2 separate regions of the Homo sapiens genome follow, and region 1 is linked to region 2. The links are chromatin loops, found by intact Hi-C in ENCODE. Cell type or tissue: IMR-90. All regions are shown on one strand. Links, peaks and the distances in the headings refer to the core of each region. The heading gives the core; the rest is flanking DNA. Region 1 overlaps KLHL9 (kelch like family member 9). Region 2 has its middle 200 kb from the start of DMRTA1.

Region 1 (17,111 bases), core at 4,687-12,686, 920 kb after region 2:
AATATTACCCGTTTTGGATTTCTGTAAAGTATTTCTTATATCAGGAGTCTCTTTGGATAACTGTGTTGAGGTTGGACGAATTGCTAACACCTACAATCTTATAGAAGTGGATAAATATGTTAATAATTTCATCCTGAAGAACTTTCCTGCTTTATTGAGTACTGGGGAGTTTCTAAAACTCCCTTTTGAACGACTTGCATTTGTGCTTTCCAGTAATAGTCTTAAGCACTGTACCGAACTTGAACTCTTTAAGGCAGCCTGTCGCTGGCTAAGGTTGGAAGACCCTCGGATGGATTATGCTGCAAAGTTAATGAAGAATATTCGATTTCCACTGATGACACCACAGGATCTCATCAATTACGTGCAGACAGTAGATTTCATGAGAACAGACAATACCTGCGTGAATTTGCTTTTGGAAGCTAGCAATTACCAAATGATGCCATATATGCAGCCAGTGATGCAGTCAGATAGAACTGCCATTCGATCTGACTCCACTCACTTGGTTACATTAGGAGGAGTTTTGAGGCAGCAGCTGGTTGTCAGTAAAGAATTACGGATGTATGATGAAAGGGCACAAGAATGGAGATCTTTAGCCCCAATGGATGCTCCCCGTTACCAGCATGGTATTGCTGTCATTGGAAACTTTCTTTATGTAGTTGGTGGTCAGAGTAATTATGATACAAAAGGAAAAACTGCTGTTGATACAGTTTTCAGATTTGATCCTCGGTATAATAAATGGATGCAGGTTGCATCATTAAATGAAAAGCGCACATTCTTTCACTTGAGTGCCCTCAAAGGACATTTGTATGCAGTTGGTGGGCGCAGTGCAGCTGGTGAACTGGCCACAGTAGAATGTTACAACCCAAGAATGAATGAGTGGAGCTATGTTGCAAAAATGAGTGAACCCCACTATGGTCATGCTGGAACAGTATATGGAGGCTTAATGTATATTTCAGGAGGAATTACCCATGACACTTTCCAAAATGAGCTCATGTGTTTTGACCCAGATACAGATAAATGGATGCAAAAGGCTCCAATGACTACAGTCAGAGGTCTGCATTGCATGTGTACAGTTGGAGATAAGCTCTATGTCATTGGTGGCAATCACTTCAGAGGAACAAGTGATTATGATGATGTTCTAAGCTGTGAATACTATTCACCAACCCTTGACCAGTGGACCCCAATTGCCGCCATGTTAAGAGGCCAAAGTGATGTTGGAGTTGCCGTCTTTGAAAATAAAATCTATGTTGTTGGTGGATATTCTTGGAATAATCGTTGTATGGTAGAAATTGTCCAGAAATATGACCCAGAAAAAGATGAGTGGCATAAAGTTTTTGATCTTCCAGAGTCACTTGGTGGCATTCGAGCCTGTACACTCACAGTTTTTCCACCTGAAGAAAACCCTGGGTCACCTTCTAGAGAATCACCTCTTTCAGCACCTTCAGATCATTCTTAGGTCTAAGGTGTAACACCTTTGCAGTACGTCATGGGTGATCTAATACTTCCCCTTCAGTTGTATCTTCTTACAGTGATTGGTACAGTTATTAGATATAAAGGTAACTGATGTTATTCGTCTTGTATGGCTTTTAGTATGTTTATCAAGTGGCTAACAAATGCATTCTGAAAATGTATTTAACATAGCTGTTTTAACAAATGAAAAAAAGACGTAGAAAAATGTTTAGATGTCTTTTTGTGATGTTATATAAAATTGTAGATGACTGTGGTAAATGTGTAATTATGTCCATTATGCTTCAAAGTTGAGTTTTCATCTTTGACTCCAAAATGTCAGAGGGAGGCCGCTCTAAACTAAAAATAACGAAAGGTTGCCAAGTATTAATACTAGTTACCTCCCTCTTTTCGTAGTTTTTGTCATGTCTGTCAACTTACTCGATTGTGTGGTTGCATTCAGAATATTTGAAGTTTCTTACGTAGACAGAAATAATAAAAATATTAACTAGGAAAAAACAGTATAGCACCAAGCCAGTATTTGGTATCTCTCTCTAGAGCGAGCAAGAGAGGGAGAGAGGAGGAAAAAATACACATAATACAAACATACATGCATGCACACATACATACATATGTATACACACACATAATTTGAAAACTGATTGGCACTTCAACGATGCTGAAATTGTTTTTAAATTGAAGTTTCTTTCTTCCACAAAGCAGCCGTTTCTATTCAAATGGAAATTCAGTACCAGAGAATAAATGTCTATGTAGTCATACTGAATTTAGATAGATAAGGGCTACAGCATACTAAATCGACAACCAAATTTGTCATGTGACTAAACCGTTACTTCAGATGAAGCTTACATTACTGTTTTCTGCTTGTGTATTTTCTGTAGAGTACTTTTACACAGATTGGTAAAGTTCAGGTTTCAGAGAACTGCTTTTGTGCAGAAAATTTAGGTTCTTTTTTCCACCTTTTTGGTCAGTAAAACTTAATGAAAAAAGCAAAGAAAAAAATATTCTGAACAAAGCTATAGGGTTTTAAGTTCAGCCTCCCAACTTAGTCATCCTAACATGATTATTTTGTGATTTGGGGTGCTTGCCCTGGTGCTGTTCCAGTCCATGTGCATCCTGAGCTGTGTGATCTGCCTCGAGGCTATGATCTGAGCAAGCAGGAGATAACATTTTCTTCTGCATCAAGTGAGGAAAAATGTGCTTTTGGCCATGTCTCAAAGACAGGACCAACTTCAGATTCCCAAAGAAGCCAGCTACAGAGCCTCTGGAACACTATGGTCTTACAAGCAGTACTAAAATCAACCCTCAGCCTCTTCAATGCCAAAGGTATCCCTATTGGTTGAGAACCACATGGTAATTTTTAATGGGACTTTTATCAGCAAATGGAGTTACAGGAATTCTCTGTAATGAGTGATTCTGAAGAGGTACTTTCCTGGAATAATTGTCTACCTGAAGAAAAAAAATTTATATATACATTGTGTGTGTGTGTAATACACACACACAACCCCCTATACCTGGAAGATTGTCAGCATGTAAATCAGGAACAACTTTCTCCTTATTGACAATCCCATAATAAAACTCAGGAACCAAGGCAAAATGAATTGGCTTCTAGGGGTCTGAACCTTACTGCCCATACAAGTGTTGATTCATTTTAATGCTGTTTATGATTTCTGCATTGGCAGAAATTTTCATACTTTCTATGTTTTTTTAATTACTCAGTTTTTTATTACTAAAAATAGCACATTTGAGTACATTTGAAAAGTAGAAAAATTAGAAATTATTAACTTTATTGAATAAGCAAGAAGTGCATCCTAATCCTTTGATTATTAATGAGGTTGAATATTTGTGTGCTATCGGTAGCTGTGTTTCTTTGATCAGATGTTCCTGTCCTTTTGCCCTTCTGTTATCTGTTGGAGTTGCTTTGTTTTTCGTATCAAGTTATAGGATCTCTTTATATAATAAATGTAATTTAACTTGCATTTGCTTGCATTTATTTCTTCCCTCAATCTGTTGTAGTTTTACAAAGGCAACGCTGTTCAGTTAATTTTTGAGATCAAATTTGTCTTTTTTTTTTTTTGAGACAGGGTCTCACTGTTGTGCAGTCTGGAGTGCAATGGCACGATGTGTGCTCACTGAAACCTCTGCCTCTCATGTTCAGGCGATTCTCCCACCTCAGCCTCCCGATTAGCTGGGATTACAGGCATGTACCACCAAGCCCGGCTAATTTTGTATTTTTAGTAGAGATGGGGTTAGGGGATAATTTTGATATGGTTTATTTTTTATGTAGTATTTCAGTGCTTATTCTGACATATCAAGGTGATACTGCCCTGCCTCTATTTTGTACAGGCTTTTCCTTTTATTGAAAAAAAGTACTTTTTATTACATCTTATGTCTGAACCTGGTGCTTCCTATTGAAATAAGTATTGCTTTACTAGGTAAACTGCTCTATCTACATCCCCCACCTCCAGCTTCACCCACCCTGCCTCTCATTTTTTTACTTTCCCGTATTCTGCAGTTGACAGTTCTCTTGGTAATCATACAGGTAGCTGACTAATGCTATGCTAATACAGGTTGAGCAGCCCTAATCCAAAAATCCAAATTGCTCCAAAATTTAAAACTTTTTGAGGGCCAACAGGATGCCACAAGTAGAAAATTCCACACCAGAGCTCATGTGACAGGTTACACTCAAAACACAGTGAAGACTTGTTTCATGCACAACATTATTAAGACTATTATAATTACCTTCAGACTACGTGTCTGAAACGTGAAATATAACCGAAGTTTTAAGTAATATTGTTTAGACTTGGGTCCCTCCCCCAGGATACGTCATGTACATGCAAATATTCCAAAATCCAAAACACTTCTGGTCCCAAGCATTTCAGATAAGGGATATTCAATCTGTACTGCTCATTAAACCTGGAGTTTCTTATAGAGAGAAATTTTAGGTGGTTGAAATGATTAAATGGAAAGAGATTTATTTTCATAAGCTGGTAATTTTTTAAAGAAAGTTCAGACTGGAAAAATATTTAGAGGATAAAAACTAAAAGCACATAAAGCATTATGTTAACATTTCTTGTTTTAGTTTTTCGGAAAGTATTCAAAAATTAACATTTGTTAGCTTTTTTGATATGTCTATTATAGAACGTACAGGAAAATAAAAGCAAACTAATTTATCAGTGATTCCACATGTTGAAGATAATTTCTATTAATAGTATATTATATATATATATATACGTACATATGTGCAGGCATTTGTCAAATATTTTTCAAGTATGCCAGACCTTAGGCTAAAAGCTGGATAATGAAAATAAATCCACCTTCCAAAGACTCCTATTATCATGACTTTCTCTTATTTTTTAAAAAGCTGTATATATTAAAAAATCATAAGGTGTTTTTTTCTAATTATCAAATGCACATGTATTTAGAAAAACAGATTCCATTTTTATTCAGATAAATCCAGACTTAAATTTCTTTCCCACTTGCTTACAGTAATATTTATGTAGTTGGCCTGCAAAGCAAACACATTTCACTCATGTTCAGATTTTTGTAATCAAAATTATTTTGTTCTCACTATAAAGGCAGTAAGCTCCTACAGGACATTTTAAAACTACATAAATGTGCCATCCCCAGCTCAACCGATTATAAACAACTGCCGAAAGATTGTGGGGTAAGTTTAACTCTCTAAAACTTCAGCTTTGTCATACATCTATCAGGTTGGGTGTGATCATTAATAATTCTATTTATATCAGATTTGTAAGGAAATAATATAAAGCGATTAGCATAAGATATGCACAAAAGCAGTGAATGATAGTTGTTACTAACAAAGTTGGGATTTTATAATTTTTGACTTTTGCTTCAGCTTAATGATTTTCAGGCTATTGTTCTTTGAAAGTGTTCAGCGTCTATACAATATTTCATTCCATGAACATGCCAAATTATTCCATTTCCTTATGTGTAGATATTTAAATGTCTACCATAAATTTTCACCATAATAAAGCAAGATGTAATATTCTTACATAAAACTTTGCCCATAGCTACTACCCTATGATAAATGCTAAGTAAAATCGGAATCATGTAGTGTTAGCTTTTTTAGGGTCTTAAAAAATATTTCCAGGATTATACCATATGCATTTTTAGCAGAACTGTGTTCAGTAACTATTTCAAAGGAAATCTTTGCAGTTCTAGTTATTTCACTGTTTGGATTTACATATCTTTAATTACTAGTTATAATTTCTTGTTTATTGAGCATGTGTATTTTTCATAAATCATTTGCTCCTGTCTTTTGCTTTAATTGTCCTATTTGCTATAAATACTTTTTTATACTCTACTTTTTTATTCAATTTAATATGATCAAGTATGTTCGTCTTTTTTGTATGTTGACCTTTCGGTGATATTTTTGTTTTTTTTAATTTGGGGTGTGTGTGTGTGTGGTGGTGGTGGTGGTTGTTATATAGTACTGATGTGGTATTACTTGTTCTTGATACTATAGCTCTATAGCTTTGTGATTACTAGTTCTTGACATGTTAGGGTGGCATTTACTGCTTGTCTCCTGTTCAAGTAGCTTTTCTTTCTAGTTAAAATGAGAATGAGATTTTCCTTAAAATTAATAAACTTACCTTTTTATATTGAGATTAATCATTCATTTTTTTTTGAGATGGGGTCTCGCTATGTTGACCAGGCTGTTCTTGAACTCCTGGTCTCCAGTGATCCTCCTATTTCAGCCTCCCAAAGGGCTAGAATTACAGGTGTGAGCCACTGCAACTGGCTATATTAAGATTAATCTTTATTCTCTATTTACAGCAAGTATTTGCCCACTTGTGTTCTGTGAGCAAAGAAATCAAGTGTTTTTCCTTTGTAACGTAGCACAATTAGTTTTTTTGTCATTTTAATGCTTTCTTGAATAATTTTTTTATCATTAGGTGGCATAATTATCCCAGTATTTTATGTTGTTATTATTGATACAACTTTCTACCAAACTTTTGGCATAAAATCTAATGTATTTTTCAAATTACCTAATTTTTCCATAACCACTTTTTGAATATCTTCATTTCCTTGCTGAATTTTTATGCTTTAAAAAAAATCATAAAATCTTATAGTCAATCAATTTAGAGTATTTTTCTTCACTTCCAATGATCTTTTTTCAAGTTAAGTTGTCTTTGATATATACGTGTGTGTGTGTGTGTGTTTGTGTATTTCTGCTTTGAATGGGATTTCGTTATGTTATATTCTGAACTCTTGGTAGAAGTAGGAAATATGTGGTTTTAGCATAATGGTTTTCTGTCTACCGACTCTCATTGATTCTTCAGTTTTTTGGGTCAATTCTCATATTTTCACCTTAACTAACCATTATCTGCATATTATAAAAGCCAATTTCATATTATTAGTTTAATGTGAAACATTAAAGCATGGTTCATACTTCCAGCAAAATTATAGTAGTGACCGAGGAATTGTGTCTTATGCGTAATTTTAATAGGGGTAATTCTAGTTTTAGGATTCCTTTGTTACAAGGAAATATCCTTGATCTTGTTCACGAAGTTCCTCATTAATTAGGAGTCTTAAAAAATTAGGGTTGTGTATCTTCATTACAAATGATTTCTGTACCAGCTGATCCAAATTTTTCTTAGTACCATCCATGGGCTGAAAGAAAGGCTATTTCTTCGCTGTGTGATCAGTGTGTCATTAACTACCCATTTCTTCATTTATTTAGTCAAATTTATTGAGATGATAATTTAATTTTTCTCATGTCAAATACTGAAAAAGAGTCTGTTTTTTAATTGTTTTCAACTGTTGGGTTAGAAAGGACTCTTACATATTGCTGAGTGCATTGTCAATTGGTTTACAGTTTAGAATGCAATTTGGCAAAAGTAGTAAAATGATCTTTCAAGTTTCATACCTTTTGGACAGTAAGTATATTTCTAGAATTAATAAGTGACAGAAAATAGGCCAGAAATAGTCATCTCAGCATGATACTATTATTTGCTTCCTAATAGGACCACATTAGACCTTCCATTAAAATACTTTTAAATGGATTTTTAAAGATTCTTCCCACCTTAATTTTGATACTTTATCTGCATCCTCTAGTATTCAATTGTTGAGCATATATTTGAATGGCTGGATGATGATTAGAATAAAAGACTTAGATATTCATTAAGGATGACTGAACACATAACTGTTGAATTGTGTACCTGAGCCAAATGCACTAGTACACAGAATAGGTCGTTCCTCTGTAACAGTCTCAGAGCAACTGCTTTCCAGGGGCTAATGTTATTCTGCCATCTACTGGTTAAAATTAAAAGTCTTTGTTTAGCTAGATTACAGAAAATATATCTCCTTTATCAAAACAACAGTAATAACAAAACCCAGAAATTTTTATAGCACATGTGAAAGTTCAAAGTTGGCAGCTTATATAAATTACATAAGTGAATATTAAAAACTTTTGGTAATTTTTGGGGTACGGTAGATCAAAGAGAAGAATTATTTTTTATATTACTTAAAAATACAGATTTAAATAGCTATGACCTTTATTTTATTTATAAATTCATATACATTTAATTTTAAAATCTGCAACATTTCATCTGGATTCTAAGCATTCATACCCAATACTTGCTTTTTCCTTTGAGTGGATTCCCCATACCATTTTTATTTTTAGTTTTTAGCAGACAGCCTCATCACAAAGACATGTATAGAGTAAATCTTTTCCACAGCAGAAAGGACGTAATATGCATTATATCTGGTTATAAGTAAATATGACAACCTCATAATATTTAAGAAATTTTTATATTGGTTTGCTCATTTGGGTATGAGGATCAAATCATGACTGCTATAGCCACATAATTTTCACCCGGCCAGCCAGACACACATATGCATAAGCATATACATGTGTTTGATGTAAAACAGCTTTTGGACCAGCTGATCCAGATTTTTCTTAGTGCCACCCATGGGCTCAAAGAAAGTCTATTTCTTGACTATGTGAACAGTAAGAATGGCATCAACTACCCATTTCCTCATTCTCCATGTTATTGTCTCAGAACAAAATATTCTCTTACACCAAGCATTTTTTCCCTCAAGATGGATGTGTATAACAACAAGTGATCTCTTAATAGTGCCTCCTGAAGGATATCAAGAGTGCACATATCTTTTCTACATAGAACTGAAGGAGCAAGATTAGATTTCGTGCAATCTTAGAACAAGATGTGTATAAAGCTGTTGACAGCAACTAAGTAACCCAAACTTCAGAAGTTTCGTTGTCTAGAGCCCCTTCTCCAATTGTAAGTCCAAAGAGTATGTCTAGCTCTTTACTGGTCCATCTTCCAAAAGACTATTACAATACAGCCTTACAATCTCTTATAATGGAAGTTTATCATTTTTTGCCTCATTTCACCCAAGTGCCAGTCAACAGAGTACATGTTTGTATGTGGTGGGGATGGGAGGCAGGTCTAACTTCTACTGATTCAAACAGCTTTATCTTACTTAGGGAGTATACTTTATCACTTAGAAGTCAAAACATTCTTCCAGCCAGGAATTAGTGATCCATTAAAACTTATTTCTAATTCATGTCAAATCATGAACCAAAACATACTCAGTATAAAAACCTAATGTGAGTCAGTGTAATGTTTATTTCTTCATACTAAGCAGTGTTTACTTCAATTTTTTATTACTCTCTCCATCTTTCTCCAGATAAGAAAATCACAGATTTCACAAAACCTTTCATATATGTATATACACATACTTGAAGACATCAATTAACTCAAAGATTAAGGAAAAAGAGTTTTTGTTTTGATTTTGTTTTTTGTTGTTGTTGTTATTGTTTGTTTTTTGAGATAGAGTTTCACTCTTGTCACCCAGGCTGGAGTGTAGTGGTGTGATCCTGGCTCACTGCAATCTCCGCCTCCCCAGTTCAAGCGATTCTCCTGCCTCAGCCTCCGGAGTAACTGGCATTACAGGCGCCTGCCACCACCCCTGGCTAATTTTTGTATTTTTAGTAGAGACGGAGTTTCACCATGTTAGCCAGGCTGGTCTCGAACTCCTGACCTCAGATGATCCGCCTGCCTGGGCCTCCCAAAAGTGCTGGGATTACAGGCGTGAGCCACCGCCCCCAGCCAGAAAAACAATTTTTAATTTTCAAGGCTGGCTCTCCATTAATAATCTCTCCCATGCCCTGGACTAGCTATACTTTATCCTGCAAGGGGAATAAGTTATGGATTCCATTGGTATGTCTACTTTGTTCACTTCTTGGGCTGCAATATCTACACTTCCCATTCACCCTTACCACTTACTTAGTAGATAGTCTAGCCACTTGCAAGAGGTTCATGGCTACCATTTGGGAATGCCTATAGGAGATCAAGGAGATCCATTGAAACTCAGCCCCCAAATCCAAAGTCACTTTCCTTTTGATATCTGTAGTTTCATCATCTGTCATAACCATGCCTACTTATCATCTGTAAAACACCCTTTCTACATTAAGGGATACTCACATTATGAATTCTAGTTGTGGTTGTTTTAAAATATATTCACAAATTTTCTCATGCTCGTTTCTTTCCTCCTTTTGACTATGTGTTGGATTTAGTGATTCCCATCTAATGAATACAATGAAACAATGGTGTTTAAATTATAGACTAGGTCATAAAAAATTGTGTACTTCCTCCATGTTTATCTCTCTTCTATCACTTCCTCTAGTACAAGCCAGCTGCCATGTTGTGAGCACATACCACATAGCTCCATGGAGATGCCCATGTGACTGTGATGAAGAGCTAAGACTTCCTGTCAGTGGCCGTGTGAGTGACCCATGTTAGAAACAGATCCGCCAGCCCAAACAGAACCTTCAGACAACTGCAGCCCCAGCTGGCATCTTGACTGCAACTCATGAGCGATTCTAAGCCCACCGAAGCTGCTCTTGAATTATTGATTCACAAAAACTTTTAGGTAATAAATGTGTGTTGTTTTAAACCACTGAGTTTTTGATTAATTATGCATCAATGGAAAACCAGATCACCAATGCAGGCAACATAATGTAAATTTCAAGCCTCCCTTGTAGATAGGACATGGGAACAAAGAAAGACTTGCCGATCTGGAGCACCTGCATGAGCTTTTGATCCTAATGTGTCCACAAGAAGATATAGGCTCTACGTGGTGTTTCTGTATTTATTGGCTGAGTTGGTGGCTTTCTATAGTGGGAAGTTCAGGTTTTAGGAAAAGAAATGGCATTAGAGAATGGAAGTTCCTTCTAGTTCTTACTAGAGCAGCATCATCAACAGTGGGTTTTTATATCTGGACAGTTCTCTGGTTTAATTTTTGATATTTTTATCTGGAGGCTTAGTCTAGAGCTTGTTTCTATGGCATCCCAAAAATTCAGCAGGCACCACATCTTAACACCTCTGTTTAGTCATCAGTCTTACATTCAGCTTTACTCTTTACTACAACGTAATAAATACCTTCCAAACCTATTACCTATCTCGTTGGGTACAATAACTATGTCCTAATGGGTCCACTTCCCACCTTTCTAACCAGTATGTGCAAGCAAATCCCAACCTAGTTTTCAAAGGGCAGCTGTAAGAGCTTTTCTAATATGTATTTGGTGACATCAATTCACTGCTTAAAACATCTCAATATTTCTAATGATCATTTCTGTGACTCATAATCCCATAATTGCTTGCAATGCCTTTTACAATACAACACCTGCTTCCTATTCTAACTTCTGCTTTCTCCCTCCCTCCCTTCTACTTCTACATAGTTCTAAACCTTCTTCACTGTTTGCTCCTGCATGCGCCCTCTGGCCGCTACGCATTCACATCTGCTGTTCCCTGTTTCTGACCCTTTGAGCATCACACATTTACTTGGTTAACTCCCACAGATCCTTGAGATGCCAGCTTAGCAGTTACTTCTCCTGGATGCTTTCCCTGACGGAAACAAGTGCTACACGCTTCCAGAATCTGATACTTTCCCTGTCACAGTCATTAGCATTACTTTAATTAAATGCTCACTTGCCCACATCCCACCAGACTGGAAGCTCTGTCATTCCCTGAAAGCAGAGAATGTGTCTACTTTCTTTCATTGTAACTAGCACCATCCACAGAGCCAGCAAATAAAAGGTATTTGCTACTTATTTGAAGTTTCAAGGTGGATGATTCCGTATTTCACTTTAGTTTCTAGTTCATGCAACTGCTGAAACTGAATCAACGGTCATCAGATATGACTTATCTAAGAAACATAAGTAAAACTGAATTCACTTCAGCTGGTATAATCTATGTGAATTGTTCATCTCCTTCATGGCCCTAGGATTCCTACCTACCTACTTATTGTTTAGAGCTGTCTTCTCAGGAAGAGTGCTCCACTGAAGAAAATAAAGTCTTTATTTAACTTACCAATATTTTCACAGTGACAAGTAAATTGCCTGGAGCAGAGATATTTAAAACGATTTATGAATAAATAGACTTAATGTTCCTTTTGGATTTGAAAGCAGATTAAAGGTTTAAGGGCACTTTGTATCTCTTTGAGGGTTTGAGTAAGACCTGACTTTTACTGTAAAGATTTAAGTACCCGCTCCATCCTCACCAAACAATAGAAACCAGAAGGCAAAGCTGACCATATTTATAAACAATAAATTTTGAAAATATAGCAATTATCATTGGATAAATTTTAATTATTACAAGCTAAAAATGTAATTTCTCCCTATTCAAAAGTACAATTTTGCCAGGTGCAGTGACTCATGCCTGCAACCCCAGCATTTGGGAAGCTAAGGTGAGTGGATAACTTGAGGTCAGGAGTTCGAGACCAGCCTGGCCAACATGGCAAAAATCCATCTCTACTGAAAATACAAAAATTAGCTGGGCATGGTGGTGCATGCCTGTAATCCCAGCTACTTGGGAGGCTGAGGCATGAGAATCGCTTGAACCCGGGAGGCGGAGTTTGCAGTGAACAGAGATTCTGCCACTGCACTCCAGCCTGGGTGACAGAGTGAGACTCTGTCAAAGACAAACAAACAAAAAAGTACAATTTCTTATTATTGAAACACAGTCTTACAAAAATGACTCAATATATCGATAAATGAAGCAGAAAGGAAAGTCTTTGAATTGAATGAATATTTACAAGCTCGAAGCCACATAATTAGTAGATGAGACCCAATTGACTGATACTGGGTCTAAATCTAAGTTTCCTTTCCAACCTCCTGGGATTTCCGATGAGCCTATTAACACAGAGAAAGCATTTATTGATTTTCCTTTCTTAATCTGCAGTCTGACAATGTCCCAGGCACAACAGATGTGTTCTTTCTTTCTCACATAGAGACTGATTGCTTGTGAATACTCCTTCACAGCCAGGCTGGAGTCCTCCTACTCAAGGTCTCTTTGATTTCCTATACCCAAACAGGTCTCCAGAAATTCTAGCTACTGATCAAGCCCAGTGAGGAATTTCAGTTCTTTGTGCTGAAAACGTTGGAGATCTGCTGGATCATCTCATGAAGAACATTGGTGGCCTGAGCCTTTTGGAATTTGGTGCCATGCGGCTGCTCTAGGGGAAACTTAAAAAACATTCTTGTTCTTCAGACAGGAAGAAAAGAAAGATTCTCCCAATTTGGTGCAGAACTTTGAAGGTCACCTATTTATGGCAGCCCATGGCTCTGGGCTAGGCCACAGCTAAAGCTGCAGAGAGAACTGCAGAATATCATCCTCAGTGTCACTAGGGAAGAGGTTGGCCGGGTCATTGGTGGGATACAGCTGGCTAGGCCATTTGAGTCTTTACCCACCTGTCTCAGCACTTTCTTGTTGTGAGATTCTTACATAACCAGATTAGGGTTTTCAGTTTTTGTACTTATCTCAACTTTATTTCTACTTTGTTCACTTTCTCTTCTATTTATGGGTCTCAGATAATGTCATGACCTCAACACTTCTTTTGTATTATGACAATGGAAATTAAACACACTCAGAAAATGGCAAAACTCTCAATCTAATAGGAAATACCCATCCAAATGAGGCTCAATGTTGAAATAACAACCTATCTGAGTCTCAATCTATGTCTCTTTTAAAATTCTAATAAGTATACTTAGAGGTTTGATCTTGGACATTTTTACTTCTTAAACTGCACTGAAATACATGTTTCCTCACCTCTCTGCATTTCTCTTTTAAGTGGCTAATACACTAGGTTTGATTTCTTCCACCTTTCTTTACAAGAGCCACAGCTTATAATCTGTAGATAACGGTGGCATAAAACTCGAAAACCCAGGGTTAAGTCATCCAGTTGTCTTTGTTCTGTCACTAAAAATGTCTTTACTGCATATATGTGACAGACAATAGGCTTGGCAATTTAGATTAACAGATAAGTAATACAGGATGATGACTACCCTCCATGGATTCAAAGAATGGCATTTAAGACATGATTGTGATTAATTAAACACTAGCATGCTCAGTGCAGCCAAGAGGAAGAACTGAAAGCTAATGAAGAGGGAAATTGGGAGGCAGTAGAAACTGCCACTTTGTGACAACATCTGTGGCTCCTGGGAGCTTAAACAACATCAGATTTTCCTTTCCTCTTCTGCAAAATTGAGACAATTTTAATAGTTGTCACATAGGAAACTGCAAAGATGAAATAAAATAAAGTTTGCAAATTACTGGCTGAGAATCTGAACATGGTAAATGATAGTTACCTTTAATTTCAATGTAATAAATAACATAATCCTGTATAGTCCACATTTAACCAAATCCAGACAAGAGAAGCTTTGATTGCAGCTCCCCTGACATTCCTGAGGTCTAACACGTTGATGTCCCTCAAATTGAAACTCTAGGAAAGGGGACTGTCTGTAAAACTGTGAAGGAGCAGAGCCCAGGTTCCCATTGTCAGAGTAGTGCCTTGCACAGAGGAAAAATTGTACAGCCCCCATGAAGCTTGTTCCAGGGAACCAGTGTCTCAGCAAGTTGCGATAGAAAATGGCTGCTCTGTGAATAGTATAAATAAATAAAATAATCCCTTTACTCAGATTCAGTTAGTTTCAAATCACCATTGATGATTATTTTTAGGCCCAAGTAAAACATATTTTGTAAACCATTTTCCTAGCCTTTACAACTCTCTAACTCAACCCTAAAAAAAAAAAGGTGATTTGAAACTAACTGAATATAGTATTATATAAAGTTACCTATAGATATATACAGAATATACACTTACATATTTATATATACATATTTAAATACAAATAAATAAGTAAATATTGTAATGTATTTAATAACATACAATATATGTTATATGCTATATTGTATATGTGTATATATAACATATCGTATATATGTTATTCTATATAAAGTATATATTGAAGTATATATATTAAAATATATAAATGTATACATATTTTTACACATTATATTTACATATGGATTTTTAAATGTACAAAAACATATATAAGATATATAAATATATATTCTTTTTTTTTTGACAAAAGTCTCACTCTTTTGTTCAGGCTGGACTGCAGTGCTGCTGTCATACCTCACTACATCCTCGAACTCCTGGGCCCAAGTGATCCTCCCACCTTGGCCTCCCAAATAGCTGAGACTATAGGTGTGCACTACCACACCTGGCTAATTTTTTATTTTTTGGTAGAGATGGTGTCTCCTTCTGTTGACCAGGCTGGTAAATCCTGGCCTCAAGCAATCTTCCTGCCTTGGCCTTCCAAAGTACTGGCATTATAGACCTGAGCCACCACGCCAGGCCTATATATTCTTTATGTATATTTAAATACATATGCTTAAATTATGTATACTTATATATTTAATAATATACAAATTTAATATATTTTAATATGTTAAGTATAATATAATAAGCATATATTAAATTATATGAGATTGTAAAAGTATATAATACTTAAAGCTGTATATACTTAAGTATACATAATTATATTTACACATATTAATTACAAAATACATAATCTAAAAATGTAATGTATATTAATATAAGTATATAAACTTATTTTATGTTACATAAAATTTAAGTATATACAAGCATATATATACATATATATATTTCTGGAGGGAGGGGGATTGGAAATGGGACTACCTTGATTTTCAGCCATGGAAAAATCACAATACTTTGCTGATTCTGATGGCTGCCACACTCTCCCTTCCCCCCTACTTACTGGAGGATCCCATTCTTTCATTTCTGTATGACATTAGTTTCCTCCCTCCCCAGCGTAGAAATCCCAGGGTGCTCTCCTCATTCACTCACCATTAACCTGCACTGCCATTCATACAGCTGCTTCCTGTTCCATTGTAATTTCTGGCTGTCAATTTTCCCATAAGAGTACAAAGCCATCAGCTGAAAGCAAAAGTTGAGTGAGAGTTCTAGGTGTTTCAGAAACATCCAAATCACTGGCCTGTTTTTTTTTTTTTTTTTTTTTTTACTTCCCTCCTGGTGAATAGTTTTGGAAAAGAAGGAATATCCCCATTACAATAATGTAACCATCCCTGTGGAAAAAGGAAATAGAATGCAAGATCCATTTTACTCTGGAGGCCGTTGAAATATTTACAGAGGATGAGAGCCACCTACTGGCAAAGACGTGCACCAAGTCTATGGAGGGCAGGCTTTTCTGTTCTGTAAAGAATATGTAACAAACCTGCACGTTGTGCACATGTACCCTAAAACTTAAAGTATGATAATAAGAAAATAAAAATAAAAAAATAAAAAATAAGAAAAAGAATTCTGTTCCCTTGAAGGAGATTTTCGTTCATTTGTAAAAGGCCATCTTTCTCGGAAAGAATTAACCCTAATATTGGAAGAAGCCCATTTTCTTAGCTTTTGTATCACAGAGAGAGAAAACACTCCCAGATTCAGGAAGCACATGTTCTTTGAACAATGGGCAGCTATGTGGAGAGAGAAAGGGTCAGAACGTGTCCCTTGCCTCCAGCCTCTTGACTTGTCCCTCCCTCTATGTTTTGTGCTAGACTGGGAATCAGTACAACCTGCCAATGTAGGTGTAGAACTACAAGGGAAATCAAGAAAAATCTCCTGGTTAAGGTACATTAGCTCTTTCTTAACAGTAAGTTGCTAATTTTACACATTCACTCCTTAGGTCATGTCCCAACTTTATAATTAAAACATTTTCTGTTATTTTCAATGATGAGTCAACTTGCATCCCTTGTGCTTTTTACTCAGTAGTAAAAGAGAGCAAAGACATTTGTAAAGGAATCAGAGGATACAATTCTTGCCAAATGATATCAAGAGAAGGTATCTATTTGTGTAGAATTTGGGAAGTATTAAAGTGATCTGCAAATAGTGTAATTGAAGAAGTTAATCAGGAGTGTGTGTGAGAATTACTTAGATAGTAGGAAGAGGCTTCAATTTAGGAGGAATTTCTTATTCTTTGCTCAGGTTACAGACCCAACCTTCAGATTGCACTTTTCAAATGGGAGAGGAGAGAAACTGGGAAATGGGAGAGGAGAGAAACTGGGAAATTCAGTTATATTTCACAATATGTCTCTTGTCTCTTTCTTTTACCACTGAATGTGGGGTACTCAGTTTAGGAGCAGGGGAAAATATTAAAAAGTTTAATATACCTGGTTCTCTCTCTTCCTTTCTCTGTTTGTATGATTGTTTAACGACTTTCAAATATTAAGTCTCCTTTAATTCTTGGTTATTTTCTATACTGCTTATTTCTTTAATGTGATTTTCCT
Region 2 (17,111 bases), core at 3,187-11,186:
AGATTATTTTGAAGGTTTAAAATTTAATGAATGCCCTGCTGGGTTTTAGACTTGCACGGTGCCTAGAGACCCTTTCTTTTGGCCAATTTCTCCCTTTTGGAACAGGATTATTTACCCAATGCATGTAGCCCCATTGTATCTTGGAGAAATACCTTGTTCTTTGATTTTACAGTCTTATAGGTAGAAGGGACTTGCCTTGTCTCAGATTAGACTTGGAACTTTGGACTTTTGGGTTAATGCTGGAATGACTTAAGACTTTGGAGGACTGTTAGAAAGGCATGATTGTATTTTGCAACGTGAGAAGAACATTAGATTTGGGAGGTGCCAGGGGCAGAATGATACAGTTTGGATCTGTGTCCCCATTCAAATCTTATGTCGAATTATAATCCCTAGTGTTGGAGGTGGAGCCTGCTGGGAGGTGATTGGATCATGGGGGTGGAGTTCCCATGAAATATTAGCCCTATCTCCTGGTCCTGTTCTCATGAAAGGGATTGAGTGAGTTTACATGAGATCTGGTTATTTAAAACTTTGTGGCACCTTCCCCTCTTTCTCTTTCTCCTGTTCTGGCCATGTGAAGTGCTGGATCTCCGTGTGCCTTCCACTATGAGTAAAGGTTTCCTGAGGTTTCCCCAGAAACCAAGCAGATGCCAGCATCATGCTTCCTTTTCAGCCTGTGGAACCATGAGCCAATTAAACCTCCTTTTTTAAATAAATTACATAGTTTTAGGTATTTATAGCAATGTGAGAATGAACTAATACAGGGACTATGAGGATACATACTAGAAAATTTACAGGAAATGGATAAACTCCTGGAAGCACAAAACCTTCCAAGATTTAATCGGGAAACAGTTGAAACACTGAATAGACTAATATCAAGTTTTGATATTGAATTAGTAATAAAACCTACCAACCACAGAAAGCCCCAAAGCAGATGACTTTATAGCCAAATTCTACCAGATGTACAAAGAAAAGCTAGTACCAATTCTACTGGAACTATCCCAAAAAATTAAAGAGAAAGGACTTCTCCGTAAGTCATGCTATGAAACCAGTATCACTCTGATACCAAAACCTGGCAAGGACACAGCTAAAAAAGAAAACTACAGGCCAATACCCCTGAGAAAAATAGACACAAGAATCCTCAACAAAATCATAGCAAACCAAATTCAACAATATATCAGAAAGTTAATCCACGATGATCAAGTAGGCTTCATTCCCAGAATGCAAGGTTGTTTCAACATGTGCATATCAATAAATGAGATTCACCAAATTAACAGAAGTTAACATACACACACACAAAGATCATCTCAATGAACTTGGAAAAAGCTTACATAAAATTCAACATACATTCATTATAATAACTCTCAAGAAGTTAGGCACTGAAGGAACCTACCTCAAAAATAATGAGAGCCATCTATGACAAACCAACAGCCAACATCACACTGAATGAGCAAAAGCTGGAAGCATCCTCCTTGAGAACTGGAACAAGACAAGAATGCCCAGTGTCACCATTCCTATTCAACATAGTACTGAAAATGCTAGCCAGTGCAATCATGCAAGAGAAATAAATAAAAGGCATTCAAATAGGAAAAGAAAAAAGTCAAACTATCTCCCTTTGTTGATGATGTGATTCTATTCTCAGAAAACCCTAATACTCTGCCAAAAGGCTGTTAAAACTGATAAGCAATTTTAAGGTTCCAGGAAACAAACTCAGTGTGTACAAAAATCAGTAGCATTCTATACACCAATAATCTTCAAGCTGAGAGCCAAATCAAGAATATAATCCCATTTACAATAGTCAAAAAATGATAAAATACTTAGGAATACATCTAACTAAGGAGAGCCATAAAACACTGCTAAAAGAAATAATAGATGACACAAACAAATGGAAAAACATTTCATGCTCATGGATTGGAGGAACCAATATCATAAAAATGGTCATATTGCCCAAAGCAATCTACAAATTTAATGCTTTTCCTATTAAACTACCAACATCATTTTTTCACAGAATTGGGGGAAAAAATGCCAGAATTCATATGGAACCAAAAAAGAGCCTGAATAGTCAAAGCAATCCTAAGCAAAAAGAACAAAGCCAGAGGCATTACATTACCCAACTTAACTATACTATTGGGTTACAATAAACAAAGTAGCAAGGTACTAGTACAAAAACAGACATGTAGACCAATGGAACAGAATAGAGGACCTGGAAATAAAGCCACATACCTACAACCATCTAATCGCTGACAAAGTTGACAAAAATAAGCAATAAAGAAAAGACTCTCTATTCAATAGATGGTGCTGAGATAGCTGGTGAGCCATGTGAAGAAGAATGAAACTGGATCCCTACCTTCTGCATATGCAAAAATTAACTCAAGATGGATTAAAGATTTAAATGTAAGATATCAAACTGTAATCATCCTAGAAGAAAACCTAGAAAACACCATTCTGGACATCTACTTTGGAAAGTAATTTATGACTAAATCCTCAAAAACAAATGCAAAAAAAATCGACAGTTGGGACCTAATTAAATGAAAGATCTTCTGCACTGCAAAAGAAACTATCAACAGAGTAAGCAGACAACCTACAGAATGGTAGAAAATATTTGCTGTGCATCCAAAAAAAGGTCTGATAGCCACAATCTATAAAAAATCTAAGCAATTCAACAAGCAAAAAGCAAATAACTCCATTAAAAATGGGCAAAGGATATGAACAGACACTTCCCAAAAGAAGACATACAAGTGGCCAAACAAGCATGAAAAAGTGCTCCACATCAGTAATCATCAGAGAAATGAAAAATCAAAACCACAATGAGATACCATCACACACCACTCAGAATGACTATTATTAGAAAGTCAGAAAACAACAGAGGCTGGAGAAAAGGGAATGCTTATACACTGTTGGTGGCAATATAAATTAGCTCAGCCACTATGGAAAACAGTTTGGAGATTACTCAAAGAACTTAGAATTACCATTCAATCCAGCAATCCCATTGCTGTGTATATACTCAAAAGAAAACAAGTTATTTTGCCAAAAGACCTACGCACTTGCATGTTCATCACAGCACTATTCACAGTAAAAAAAAAAAAAAAAAAAAAAAGACATGGAATTAACCTAGGTGTCCATCAATGGCAGATTGGATAAAGCAAATGTGGTACATACACATCATGGTATACTATGCAACCATAAAAAAAAATTAAATCATGTCCTTTGCAGCAACATGAATACAGCTGGGGCCATTATCCTAAGCAAATTAACACAGTAACAAAAACCCAAATACCACATATTCTCACTTATAAGTGGGAACTAAACATTGGGTACTCAGACATAAAGATGGCAACAACAGACATTGGAGACTACTAGAGGGGGAACAGAGGGAGAGGGGTAAATATTGTTCAATACCTGGGTAATGGGATAATTTGTACCCCAAATGTCACACCACATACCCAGGTGACAAACCTGCACATGTAGCCCTTGAATCTAAAATAGAAGTTGAAAATAAGTAAGTAAATATGAAGAAATGAAGGCATTAAAAAGAAAAAAGACTTCGACCTTAATGTTATTTTTCTCCATGAAAATTCCATAATTCCCTATTTGGAGGTGGCTAACTCTGTCTACTCTCATGAATTCCTCTCTCACAGTACCCAGTACGCTCTTTGCGAGTCCCTCTATAACTCTGAGGTCTACAAGGAGAGGAGCCATATCTAACTTGTCCAATATCATTACTACAAAATTAGCCCAGTGCCTATAAAACAACATGCACTCAGTTAATATATGAGATCAACAAATGGATAACTAATTGACTAATGTTAAGGATATAGATGGAAGGCAAAATAGAATTTTGATCAAATAACACAATATGATCTGGAAATTCTTGCCTTGGCAAAACAGAGCTCAAGTTTTATCTATTTCTTTAAAAATTTTACATTCTATTGATGAGGGCGTTGGGGAAAGGCTAATGCGTGACATTCTCCGTTGCCACCTAGGCATAGCACCATAAGCATTAACCATAACAGCTGACATGATGAAAGGCTTTCCAATCAGTGCTCCAAGTGCATTATGAGTGTTCACTTACCTGGTCCTCACAACAACCTCTTAACATAGATACTAATATATCCATTTTACAGATGAGGAAAACGAGGCATAGATTGGTTAGTAAGCTTGCAAAAAGGTGCACAGCAGAAAGTCAGTATTTGAATTCAAGAGATCTTAGCTAGTAATAAGACCCATTTCAATTGATATAAAGAGAACAGTTTTAGCATCAGGGAAATGAGAAATATGGGGAAATTATATCATGGTTTTGGTCCAAAATTGTGCACCTTCCTCCATCATGTTTAGACTAAAAAACACATCTACCTGATCCACTGTTAGTAAAGGACTATGGGCAGGAAAATCTCCTTCAAAATGGAAGAAACTCCAATTTCAAAGTACAATTTCCAACTACAATTTCACTTTTATTTACTACTAAGTAAAGAAAATCAAAGAGGTATTAAATTTTGAATGCTCTTTTTTTGTTCCAGAGGTAAAATATTGATGCTAGCTAATATAGTAATTTAATATAAATGACTGCCTTGAAAAAATTTTAAGAATAAGAGAAAATATGTATCAGATATGGCTCATGGATATCAAGCTCTGCACAGTATTATAGAGAAAAGGTCATAAAAATTTGAGAATACCAGGTGAAAGTTAAAAAAGAAACATAACTGCAGGCCTTCTCATAGCCTTTACTATGCTATTCATTGTGAACCCCCATATATAATATGCGATGTTACCTAAGCTATTTAATCATAAAATAATTTCCTTAGGGAGTTTTTTTAGGATTTGTATGCTACTGAATTTATTGGGGAAATTATTGGTCTAGCAAATGATAATACTCTTATTTTAAAATACCTACAGTTTAGCCATTGGAAAATCATCATCTGGTTTTTACCAACTAAATATAGTACCATATGAAAATGGTACAGAACCATCTATTAATTGCTATGAACACTGATGTTTGGAAAAGTTATTAAAACTGATTTATTCTGACATCCCACCCAGGGTGAAGGATAAAATGAAGATTAAGATTTAGTTTAACTTTCCCAGTTAAGGTTTGGTTCAACTTAACTATTACATGGTACTAGAGTAAAATACCCCTCTGGAAAGAAATCAACACTACTTTACAGAAATAGAGCTACCTCACTAAGCTAATTATAAAGGGAAAAACCTAAGGTAACACTGTAATAAAACATGAATTTCTATTATTGTTTTCCTTTAATTGAACTAAATACAATTAACAGTAACTCGGCATCCTGTAAGAAATTATGTCAGGAAATTAACAATGAACTTGAGCCTATGTAGAGGACACATTTCAGGTCTCCAGTAGTCTGTAATTAATGAACATCTAGTAATAGTCCATAATTAGCCAAAATCTATAGAATTCAAAAACACATGCTGGACAAAAGCATAAAGAACCAGTCAATGACACAGATCAGAATAATTCAGGGGCCAAAATTATGAAAAATTCAAATGAAAATGTGTCTTTCAAGTTGGTGCCTGTTCCTTCCATTTAATGGATGAAGAAAATGAGACCCCAAGAAGACAGGTGACCTACCAAAGTCATAAGGAAAGTCAAAAGCAGAGTCAAAACTATTATGGTTATGATTCTGCTTTTGACTTTCATGTGAACTTGGTAAGTGTAAAATTGGTTATGTTGAACCAATTGCAGTTGCTGATATTCACTGTTTTAATGTACAAAAATTATTTTTAAAACAAAAAAAGAAAAAGGAAAGAGAAGAAAAAGAAAACTTCCTCACTGCTAGTCCAGGACCTTTTTTCACAGAATGCCAGACCTTCGGCGTCTGCAACCACATTGCACTTAAAAGAAAGGAGGGTGAGGGTGGGAGGGTGAAGAAAGATTTGGGGTTTTGAGTCTCAACTACCAAATAGAGATTTCACTTAAATATTTAAAATTGTTTCTAAGTGTTGGGAAACTGAAAGAAATAAAGTATAAAACTTTTCCACTTCAAAAATAATAAGGTAACCAGTAGAGCAAATAATTCACTGGAGAATGAATGTAATTAAATAATTGATGCGAATAATGCACCAGTTTGCAATCTTTAAAAAAAAAAAAAAAAAAAACAACTTCAAATTATTTTGAGTACGATCAGAGGGTTGGTAACAGTAGTTCCTGCTTCTTTGGAGTTTCCCTGCAAGGCTTCTTGGCTCCACCTAGTGTCAAACAATCAAAAAACACACCATTAAATGGCAGAAATCAGCATAATTGTACTGCTGGTTTCTTCTTTTCCTTAGAAAAGCAAGCTACCACCTGTAGAATTATTAGCCTCTTCTGCCTAACTAGAAGCTGTGAACGCATTTAAATTTATTGTAAACTTCAAAGTTTATGGCAACCTTCTATAGTTGGACCTGTCTATACAATCGTATTCTGAAAAAATGAATTCAAAAATGAATAAATTGTATATTCAACCCAATATATAATTTTTTTATTTCATTCCATAGACCTTACTGAGCACCTCCTTTGTACCAGGCAATGTACAATGGACTAAGGACAGGAAATAAAACATAACATTATTGTGGGGAAGAGAAATAAGGAATCAAATAAAATGGAATATATTAGGTGCTTATTGACTGAAATGATTTTTAGTAATAATAGGTGTCCAAGTGAAGATTAAAGAGAAAAAGCATAGCTTGCAGAATAAACAATCTTGTGATAGCTTTTAAGCACAGAATGAGAGCCTTCGAAGAGCTGAATACGGCAGGGGGCGCTGAGAGATGGCAATAGTTCAGAGGTACGTTCTGAAGTCAGATGGGCCTAGTCCTGACTCTGCTATTTCACTTCTCTGTGATTTGGTTTTCACATTTGTTAAACTGGGATAATAATAGTATCTCTCACATTTGGTAGTTGTAAGGATAAACGAAATTAATACACAGAATGCACTTAGAACAGTGCCTGGCACATTGTGAGCTCAACATCACCGGTTGCATCTATTTTCGCTGGAGTTTAAATGCTGTGGACTGAAATGGGAGGCAGTCACCAAAGATGCATAAATTCTCAATTTGTGGACAAATGGGAACTGACACCCTTCTCTCTCCATATACATGTTCTATAGTGGAGCAAGCTCACTAATGCTTACAACCAGAAGTTTATTTACGGTGGGGAAGTCTAGAGAACCAGCTGCCTCAGAGGTAATCACTTTCATCTTTCAGCCCTAGTATGAGAAAAATTTCTGCCAGAACTTCTCTGTATACCTTAAAGTGACCAAGGACTCAGTGGTTACTTGAGGCCAAGAGTCTCAGAGTGGAGAACTCTATGGTTCTCGCAGCCTCCTCTTTGCCAGGACAGAGGGTGATTGACAGGGCAGACACAGAAGTATGACAAAAGACCACAGTTCCAGAGGAATTATCTCTTGTATCTGCCAGAGTTTACTTTCTGATGTTTCTTGCATCTTCTGATACAGTCTTGTATTCCTTCTACCAGGAAACAAAGAAAGAACCAAAAGAAGGGGAGAAAAAGAAGAGAAAAAGGAAGAAGAGAAAGAAGAGGAGGACAGAAGCTAATATATATTGAGTGCTTATGTCCTAAGCATTTTATATGTATCAATCTCCTTTAATTAACACAACAACCCTATGAGAGAGGCCTATTATTATTTACATCTTACAAATGAGAAAACTGAAATTGAGGCCCAGGGAGATTAAACAACTTACCCAAAGTCACACAGCTGGTAAGTGCAGCAGTGTATTTCTAATACTTTTTAACTACTACACTTACTGTTTTTCATGAACCTTCCATCCTCAAAGGCCCTCAGAATGATGGACCACCCAGTCAGGCTTGCCTTCCTCATTATCCTTCCCATCTGCCGCCCAGACCTCCAGCCTAAATAGCCGTTCTTTCAAACTGGCTAAATTCAGCTAGGTAATAAAAACTATACATGCACATGTATGTATGTGTGTTTGCGTTTGAGCAAATTGGCATTAAAATAAAGAAGAGTTCTAATGCAGCCAAACCACACTCATATGTACATGCACGCACACACACACACACACACCTACCTTGACACCTAATTCTCCCAGAAATATTTGACTTTTAAAAAATTGTTAGTTCAAATTGTTCCTGTGTAAAATTTCTCTAAATTTCTCATAAAGTCTCAATTTCCCTTGAGAACACCTTACTTCATTTCTGCAGCCTTATCTTCACTACCCATAGACATCCATAATTGGTTTTTCTATAAGGACTGAAGAAGGCAGACTAAGTGAGAGTAAAGTCTCAGATTTTGAAAAAATAGAATGGGTCAAAACTCAAGAGAATGATTATTTTTACACTAAGAATTTAGTGTTTGACCCTAAGAATCTCTGGATATTGCTTTTTTCAATAGACATGTATGTTTATATTGTAAGAGCATTTCAGATCCCACCAAAGGTGGGCTATAAAAATAACAAAGAAACATGGAAATAAATAATAAGGATTATGTGAAAACATAACAAGATTTACAAAAGTTATTATAATGTAATCAGCTCAAAATCTCCTTTTTGCAATATGTGAGGATACTTTCTTACATCAACCAAACACACATCAAGATATCTTTGTTTTGTGGATACTACTACACACAATAGAAGAAATACTAGACAGGCAATGACTACAGGGGCTTTCAAAACTAGTTTCTCATTCTAAATCTAATTAGATTCATCTAGTGCACCACCTGCATTTTCTCATTTCTCACTTCTGTTGAGACAGCCCAAGTCACTATTTTGATTTAAAATTTACAAAAGAAACATTCTCTGAAGATACCTGGCAAATGGGCTCACTGATACTTCTATACCTAGAGTTTCTTAAATAGAAATGCAATCTGCAGATGCCCACCAACTTGAGTTAGAGATATATTTATAGCCCCATTTTCTTAGAGACAAGAGGAGAGTGTAGGGGTTTTCCCTTAGAGTTACACAAAAGTTTTGAAAGCATGTACTATACAAGACATTATAGTAGACAATGAAATATAAGACTGAATAAAACATAATCTCTAAACTTAAGGACCTTCATGTCTACTTGAGGAAATAAAACATATTAATTTTATTAAACATGTATTGTGTTAAGGCAATGATACTGAGTGCTAATAAAATGTGGGCTACTTTGAGAAGCATGGTCTGGTGGGGAGAAATAAATTGACAGTTTAGCATGGTAAGTGTTACAACAGAGTCATACACAGAGTAATATAAGTGTGCAATGAAGATGAGGATGAGGAAGTGGGAGAGACTTAGGCAACCAGTGGGTTGCCTAAGCTAAACCTTAAAGGATAAGTGAGAATTAGAGGTTTGCAGAGTAAAGCAGTTAGGAATTAACTAGATTGTTTTTTTAATGGAGAAAGACAATCCAGAAAGCAGAAGAGGTCCAAAAATGGGAGCTGAATGACATAGCCAAATATCTGAAAGACAGGTTTTGATAAAGGCTACTAAAATGGTATTACAAAGAACTATAAGAGTTCAGAAATAAGAGAAATTACTTCTGACTGGAAGGATCTGGGAAAGGTTAACCAAACAATTCACCAGTTAAATTGAAAAGAATCAAGCTAAATGAACAGCAATTCCAATTTTGAAAAAGCAATATTAATCACATATACAAAACCAATTTTAAAACCATGCTATAATGATTATCAAATAGGTAGTCCTGGAAATTTCAATTACCTGGGAGTTTTACAATTGCCAAGACATTGTGCCAGCCTAATACGGTAAAAGAAGGAGAAATTCAAATCCTCATGAAGCTTGATTAATACTCTGGTGCTTACGAATACCACATTTTAGCACTCCTTAATACCTTCCTTAATAGTTCACTAGTAGGTAAGGCTTAGTCACATGTCAAGAATAAGGTCTATGGAACTGCACATTATTCACTGACAAGAATCTAGAGAACAGACTTCAACTTTTTAGTCGTTCTCAGCCCACAAACTGAGGGCTTGAAAAAATCTTTTCATTGTGCAAAGATATCTGTTGTGAGGGAATTTGTACCAATGGGATTTGAACTATTATAAGTTTGCACAAAAGATATGTTAAAAACCTACACTGAATTGCCTGTTTAAGAAGAAAAATAATTTTTTGAATGGAGAAAAATGAAGATTATTTTAAGAAATCTTTCTTATAAATCAAGATTTGCTGAATTGAAACCGTCAGTAACCAAAAATAATCTGAGGCAAGGGGATTCCCCAGAGGGCTACTAAGCAAAACAAAAGTTTTGTCAAGGGAAATGTGGAGTGTGTTAAAGTGTAGAAATGAGTCATAGGGCCATTGACTTTTTTATTAGAAGGGTTGAGTTTCAGCCATTTGATACTGAATGCCCTGCATGAACCAGGCACCTTGCTAGACATTGGAAATAATGCAGATATGTCCCTATTCTCATTGAGTATACATTTCTAGTGAGGACACAGACAATAAATGAACAAATAAAATCACAAACACATGTTTAGAAATTATAATAGGAAGGAGGAGTATAAGGAGAGAGAATAAAGGAAGAGACCAAATTTAGATTAGGGTCAGAAATAATCTCTCTGATAAAGCAATATTTATGCTGATGCCAAAGGATGAATAGGAAGGAATTAGCCAGATGAAGAATAAAACATGGAGTCCAAAAAGAAGAAAACTTATGTCTAGTGTCAAAAGGTAGCAAAGAGCTCAGTGAGTTCAAAAAGAGTTTTTTAAATGAATGGGTAGGAATATAATGAGCAAGGCAACAGTGACCTAAGATAAATCTAAAGAAGTGAGTAGACTAGAGTGGCTCTTTGAGACTGAATTAAAATGTTTGAACTTTGTTACATGCAGTGAGGATCTTAGAAATCACCTTGTCTAAATTTACATTAAATGAAAAATATAGATATCAACAGCTCCCATGTCAACAAGCTGAACATGTCACTTCTTGAACCCATGATTATCAGGGAATTTACTGCTAAAATAGCCAGTTTTGATGCTGCTTATCATAACTATCAGAAACTCTGCCTAACAAGTTATTTTGTGTGATTTACCTTGATCTTATAGAACAGGTTTGTATGAAAGATCCAGGGCAAGTCAGTAGATCAGAATTACAAAGCTGTGAGATGTGGTTTGCTCCAAAGACTCAGATGAAGATGGATCAGAGTGGCATTTGCAGGGCTCTGGGTGAGGCAGTGAACACTTTTGCCCAGAAGACCACTACAGCAAGGGCCATGTCGAAGGCATGGGGTGAAGTGAGGGGAGTAGACAAGGGGTTTTAAAAATTTTTTAGTGTCTTCCAGATACTAGACACTATGTGAGTTGTCTTCAGGTTTCATATCATCATCACAACCACCTTATGAACTAAGTATAATCACCTTCATTTACAAATGAGGAAAGGAAAACTCAGATTATTAGGCCCTCGTCTCTGAGGACAGAACTGAAGTCTTTCACCACCAGCATTTGAAAAAGACCTGCCCTCTTTCCACCGATGAAGATGCTACCCAATAAAATTCAAGCCCAAACAGAATAAAGAGGTCAAAAGTTCCCTTTCACGTAAACCTTTGTCTTATCTTAGTATGACCCTCAAAATATCCACCCAAAGCAGGCTATCAATATCTGTTAATTAGTTGATGAAATGACATGATTGTGGCCATTCTGTAGTCTTTAAAAGGAGATCTATTTGTGTCAATAAACAACGAGCTCATTAAAAACTACCCATAAAACAATTAGGCCAAGGGAATTTTGTCTGATAACAGTGAAAGAAGGAAGTGAGGATTTAGCTGCAGATTCTGGAATGAGCCTGTTTATCCTCCAGGACCACAGCAGTTTTGTCTTCAGGCTTAAGATAAATCACTGTAAGTGTGAAGGTGTTCAGAAAAATAGGTTCTGCCATTGCTACTATGTCCTGAAGTTTCTTCCAGTTTGCCTTTGAAGAACACAGCCACTAAACCGCCGCTAGATGTCCTCAAAGTAAAAAAAAAAAAAAAAAAAAAATTATGGCAGAAAAGTACTTCGGCACTTTTAGGAACTACATTGACTTATTTGTCTAGATTATTTGACTCCTGAGCTCTAAGTGAGATAGAGGGATTTGGTAGTTAAACACGAACATCCGACCTCTGTAAATGAAATAGAGTTCTGTAAAGGAAAGGGCATTTTAGTAACTTCTCATTTTCATTTTAATTAGGATTTGTATTACTCTCCTTCAGGAAAGCAGGCCAAAGAGACTGAAGGAGCAATGGAAACATTATCCTCACCAACACTGACCAGTCACCTGAAGAGCACTGTGAGTGAATAACCCGTGGGGCCAGCTACTTAGCAATTTCAAATGCACAAAACCTGTGCTCTGGCCTATCTTTTAACATCAAAACAGCTGAAAAAAAAATTGAATAGTTGGATTGCGATTTCCTGAAATAGAAGCTGCAATACCTTTGGTTTTTTAGTTATGATATTAGCTAGTGAAAAAGCACAACTTAGCAAAGTATGTTCCCCAGTTAGTCTTTTAAATAAACTCAGACTTCCGTAGTCCCCATTGGTCTCTACAGGCTCAGAGGCCCATTTCCTCCTCGCCCCTTACCTTCCTTTTAGTCTCTTTTTCTTTTCCAGTCCTTTTCCCATCTTTGGTTCTTCTGTCTCTCCTCTTCATTTATTCCACTCTTTTAACAGTATCTTAGTTCACCATTTTTATACACAAAAAATCAACTTCTTGATAACAATTTTTAACATATTCAACTGAAATAATAAGCACTTGCCATGGTTTTCAAGAGTCAGGAAAAGGAAACAAAAAGAGGGGGGAAAAGAAGAATAAAGAAAGAAGAGGAATGAGAAAAAGAGAAAAAGATTAGAAAACAAGTTGTTCTATCTGTACTTGTTCGAAACTTGAGAAGAAAAATTAAGTTACAGAGAGATGGGGGTTGTGGGGGTAAGAGCTGTAGAAAGCTGTTTTCCTTCATTTTCTCTGCCTCCTGGAGCACTGGCCTCCTATATCATGTGTTAGGAATTTCTAATCTTACCACAGCCAGATGACTCATGCCCACTGACTGAGTCTTTAGACTTCTACAAAACACCTGAAAAGATAAATTTTAATTGAGAAAACAACCTCTCACTCCAGGGTATGCTTTCAAGATAGGTAGGGGGATTTTCAGCATTTATTTCCATTTTGTTCACTGAAGACTCATAGGGCTTAATCTTAATTTCAGACATAGTTGTGTCTGACAGCCAGAGACTATTTTCAGATCAAGGGATAAACTGGCATGGACTAAGACTTGCTTCTGCCTAGGAATAAAGACTGAAATGAGTCAAAGTTGTCCTGATTTGGGACACAAAGCATGAGGTTAATGTGGGGGGATACCTTGTCTCCTTGCGGGAGCTAGCTCATCAAACTACCCCTCCCCTCACTCACTTCACTAACTGATGTGGTTAACTATCACATCAAAGGGCAACTATCACATCAAAGGGCAACTCCAGGTTGCCCTTTGGGGATGTGTTGTTTATCTCCCTCAAGACCAAAGTGACTTTCTAACCAAACTCTCTGAGTGCAAGTCACTAAAAAAAAAGAAATGTGGGGTCCACAACATCTAATTCAAAGTGTGTTAACTAAACCCATAGTAATAATCATATAACAGCGTGCCTCTTCGTTTTTGTGTAAAAAACAAATAGCGAAAAAGAATCAAGGAAGTATTTTCTGAATGTATACATGGAAGCCTGGACATAGAAGTAAACCATACATACAAACAAGTAACCACCTATCCAACTTTCCCTTCCAAGGTAAAAACTAACATTAAGGGAGCACTTAGAATATCACTGAACCTGTGCTAAGAGGATCTATAAGCATTAGTTCTAAAACTCTAAACAGCTGTAAAAGGTGTAGACAATTATTTATATCTACGATCAGAAAAACTAATGCTTAGAGAAGTTTGAACTTTCTTTGAAGTGAATAGCGATTTCTTCTGACATAACTTGAACGAGGCCCTGTGCATGCCTGAGAGCCTGAGAGACCTGGGAATTAGGAAAAAACTGAACCTGAAATTAAGATGGGAAATTAGGCCTTTTATTATTTCTTGGATCTTCAGAAACTGAAATTCCCAATATGTCTCAGTGTATAGAGACAGGAAACACTCTGTGATCATCCCTGCTTTTGTCTCTTTCTTTCTTTTAGAAGATTATCCATATTCTGTTCCAGTAAACTCCATTTCCCATGGAATGAAGTCTTCCCAAAGCATCCATTAGCACAGAGCTAGTGGGCAGAGCTTCAAGGTTTGACAAAGAATGGTCAAGTCTGAAGTCTGAACTCCTTCTCTTCTGCAAGACTAACTTGCCACTGCTGGTTCCCCTTATTCTGCTGCCATAGAGACCAATTTTTAAGAGAGAAAGGCTGAAATGTTTAAGAGTAGAAAGGCTGAAACTTTTAAAAATTGGAGTGCTCTTGTATGAATGGAGGAGAGCAATGATGAAGTGCCAATAGAATGAAGGAAAATTGATTCCCAGAGCCAACTCCCTTTCAAAAGTAGCTTGTCTGTAGCACTATATCCCATTGCTGAGATTGTCCCTGAGATTATTTATTTCAGTGTTACCTAAAGTGTAGTCCAAGGACCTACCAATCACAAATTGTTAATTAGCAGTCAGCAATGAGATAAGAACCAAAATTGACTGTGTGTAGAAACTTTAATATTGCCACATCATCCAAGCAAAAGATTTCATATGTTCAAAAATATCTGTGTGCCTGTATTAGAAAGTAAAACAATTAGGCCTTCATGACCAACAGTTTATAAAGCACTAGTTTACTACATTAGGGTCTTGATAGCTGTCTCTAGGTTTCCCTTATAAGTATTAAGAATTAGTCGACAAAATTCAAGTTTATTGTCTTCCTTCCCAAATAGAACCAGTCCCAATAGAACAAATAGTCCCAGGGTGGGACTTTGTTTTGTTCACTGTTCCATCTCCACTTCCTAGAATCATGCTTAATGCTTAAAGAGTATTTGTTGAATGACTGAAATATACTCATCCACCTCAGTGGGAAATGCCCAAGTGTTGTCAGAAGTTTCCCTGGACCACTTTGAAAACTCAGAGACTACAAGACTCCAGTGGTGGCCCATCCTCTGCCACGAGCCTGTGTACTTACCTTACTGCCATCTACAGCCTCCTTACCCAGCCCAGTCCTGCATCTCCCCAGGAGGACAGGCAGGAATTATCTCTACTTATTTTTCCAGATAAGCTTCAAAATAATTTGGGCACATCTCCTAAAAGAGGTCCATTGAGATTTTGATTGACATTACTTTAAATAAATATATCATCTTTCCTTTGAAAAGAAACATATCCTAATAACACAGAGTAATCTCAATCATGAGCATGATATGTCTGTATTTCTTGTATTCATTTATTTATAACTCACAGTAAAATTTTATAGTTTTTCATATAGTTTCCATACATGTATTGTTAAGCTAATTTCTGGGCTGCTTTATTTTCACAGTTGCTATTGTGTTTGGGGATCTTTCCATGCCCTTTTCTTTTCTTTTTTTTTCTTTTCAACTTTTATTTTATGTCCCAAGGTACACATGCAGGATGTGTAGGTTTGTTACATAGGAAAACGTGTATCATCATGGTTTGCTGCACAGATCAACCCATGACCTAGGTATTAAGCCCAGCTTCCATTAGCTATTCTTCTATCCCACCCTCCATCCTCCAAAAGACCCCAATGTGTGTTGTTCTCCCCTACGTGTCCATGTGTTCTCATCAATCAACTCCCAGTTATAAGTGAGAACATGCAGTGTTCAATTTTTGGTTCCTGTGTTAGTTTGCTGAGGATAATGGCTTCCAGTACCATCCATGTCCCTGCCAAGGACATGATCTCATTCCTTTTTATGGCTGCAGAGTATTCCATGGTATATATGTACCACATTTTATCAAGCCTATAATTGATGGGCATTTGGGTTGATTTCACATCTTTGCTATTGTGAATAGTGCTGCAATGAACATACTCTTGCATGTATCTTTATAATAGAATGATTTATATTCCTTTGGGTATCTACCCAGTAATGGGGATTGCTGAGTTTAATGGTATTCGGTCAATAGTCTATGTGTCTATTCCATTGGTCTATGTGTCAAAAGATATTTGACCCAGCAATCCCATTACTGGGTATATACCAAAGGAATATACCTCTAGGTCTTCGAGGAATCACCACACTGTATTCCACCATGGTTGAACTAATTTATATTCCCAGTATAAAAACATTTCTTTTTCTCCACAACCTCACCAGCATTTGTTGTTTCTTGACTTTTTAATAAGTGCCATTTTGACTGGCACGAGATGGTAACTCACTGTGGTTTTGATTTGCATTTTTCTAGTGATCAGCGATGTTGAGCTTTTTTTCATATGTTTGTTGGCCACATGAATGTCTTCTTTTCAGAAGTGTCTGTTCATGTCCTCTGCCCACTTTTTAATGGGGTCATTTCTTTTTTTCCTTCTAAATTTGTTTAAGTTCCTTGTAGACTCTGGATATTAGACCTTTGTCAGATGGATATATTGCACATTTTTTCCCATTCTGTAGGTTGTCTGTTCACTCTGGTGATAGTTCATTTTGCTGTGCAGAGGCTGTTTAATTATATCCCATTTGTCAATTTTTGCTTTTGTTGCTATTGCTTTTGGCATTTTCATCATGAAATCTTTGCCCATTCCTGTGTCCTGAATGGTATTGCCTAGACTTTCTTCTAGGGTTTTTATAGTTTGGGGTTTTACATTTAAGTCTTTAATCCATCTTGACCATCTTGAGTTCATTGTTGTATAAGGTGTAAGTAAGGGGTCCAGTTTTAATTTTCTGCATATGGCTAGACAGTTATCACAGCACCATTTACTAAATAGGAAATCCTTTCCCCATTGCCTGTTTTTGTCAGCTTTGTCAAAGATCACATGGCTGTAGGTGTGCAGTCTTATTTCTGAGTTCTCTAATCTGTTCCATTGGTCTATGTGTCTGTTTTTGCACCAGTACCATATCACCTTGGTTACTGTAGCTTTGTAGTATAGTTTGAAGTTGGGTAGCATGATGCACCAAGCTTTGTTCTTTTTGCTTAGAATTGTTGTGGATATGCAGGCTCTTTCTGGGTTCAATAAGAATTTTAAAATAGTTTCATCTAATTCTGTGAAGAATATCAATGTTAGTTTAATGGGAATA

The links. Peaks named below come from ENCODE experiments on the same cell type or tissue, not always from the same donor. Only the 100,000 strongest peaks of a DNase experiment are listed, where the experiment ranks them.
Region 1: a loop joins it to region 2, with 2.7 times the contacts of the local background. A loop is called at or near these places in 4 of 110 quality-filtered maps.

The regions. Positions count from the first base shown.
Region 1 is chr9:21,317,351-21,334,461 of GRCh38, reverse strand. It overlaps KLHL9 (kelch like family member 9), which reads left to right. Exons shown (of 1, transcript NM_018847.4): 1 at 1-4,797. The coding sequence ends at 1,456. All of the region lies in intron 2 of LOC107987053 (a long non-coding RNA gene), which reads right to left. It also overlaps the pseudogene IFNA20P. Among named protein-coding and RNA genes, the nearest start is that of KLHL9, 9.5 kb to the left of the region's middle. In IMR-90, for the core only: a CTCF peak has its summit at 7,731 (motif pointing left); no DNase peak of the experiment used is centred there.
Region 2 is chr9:22,233,956-22,251,066 of GRCh38, reverse strand. No RefSeq gene overlaps it. Among named protein-coding and RNA genes, the nearest start is that of DMRTA1, 200 kb to the left of the region's middle. In IMR-90, for the core only: CTCF peaks have their summits at 6,208 (motif pointing left) and 6,747 (motif pointing right); DNase peaks (open chromatin) are centred at 6,186 and 10,216; H3K27me3 peaks cover 289 bases.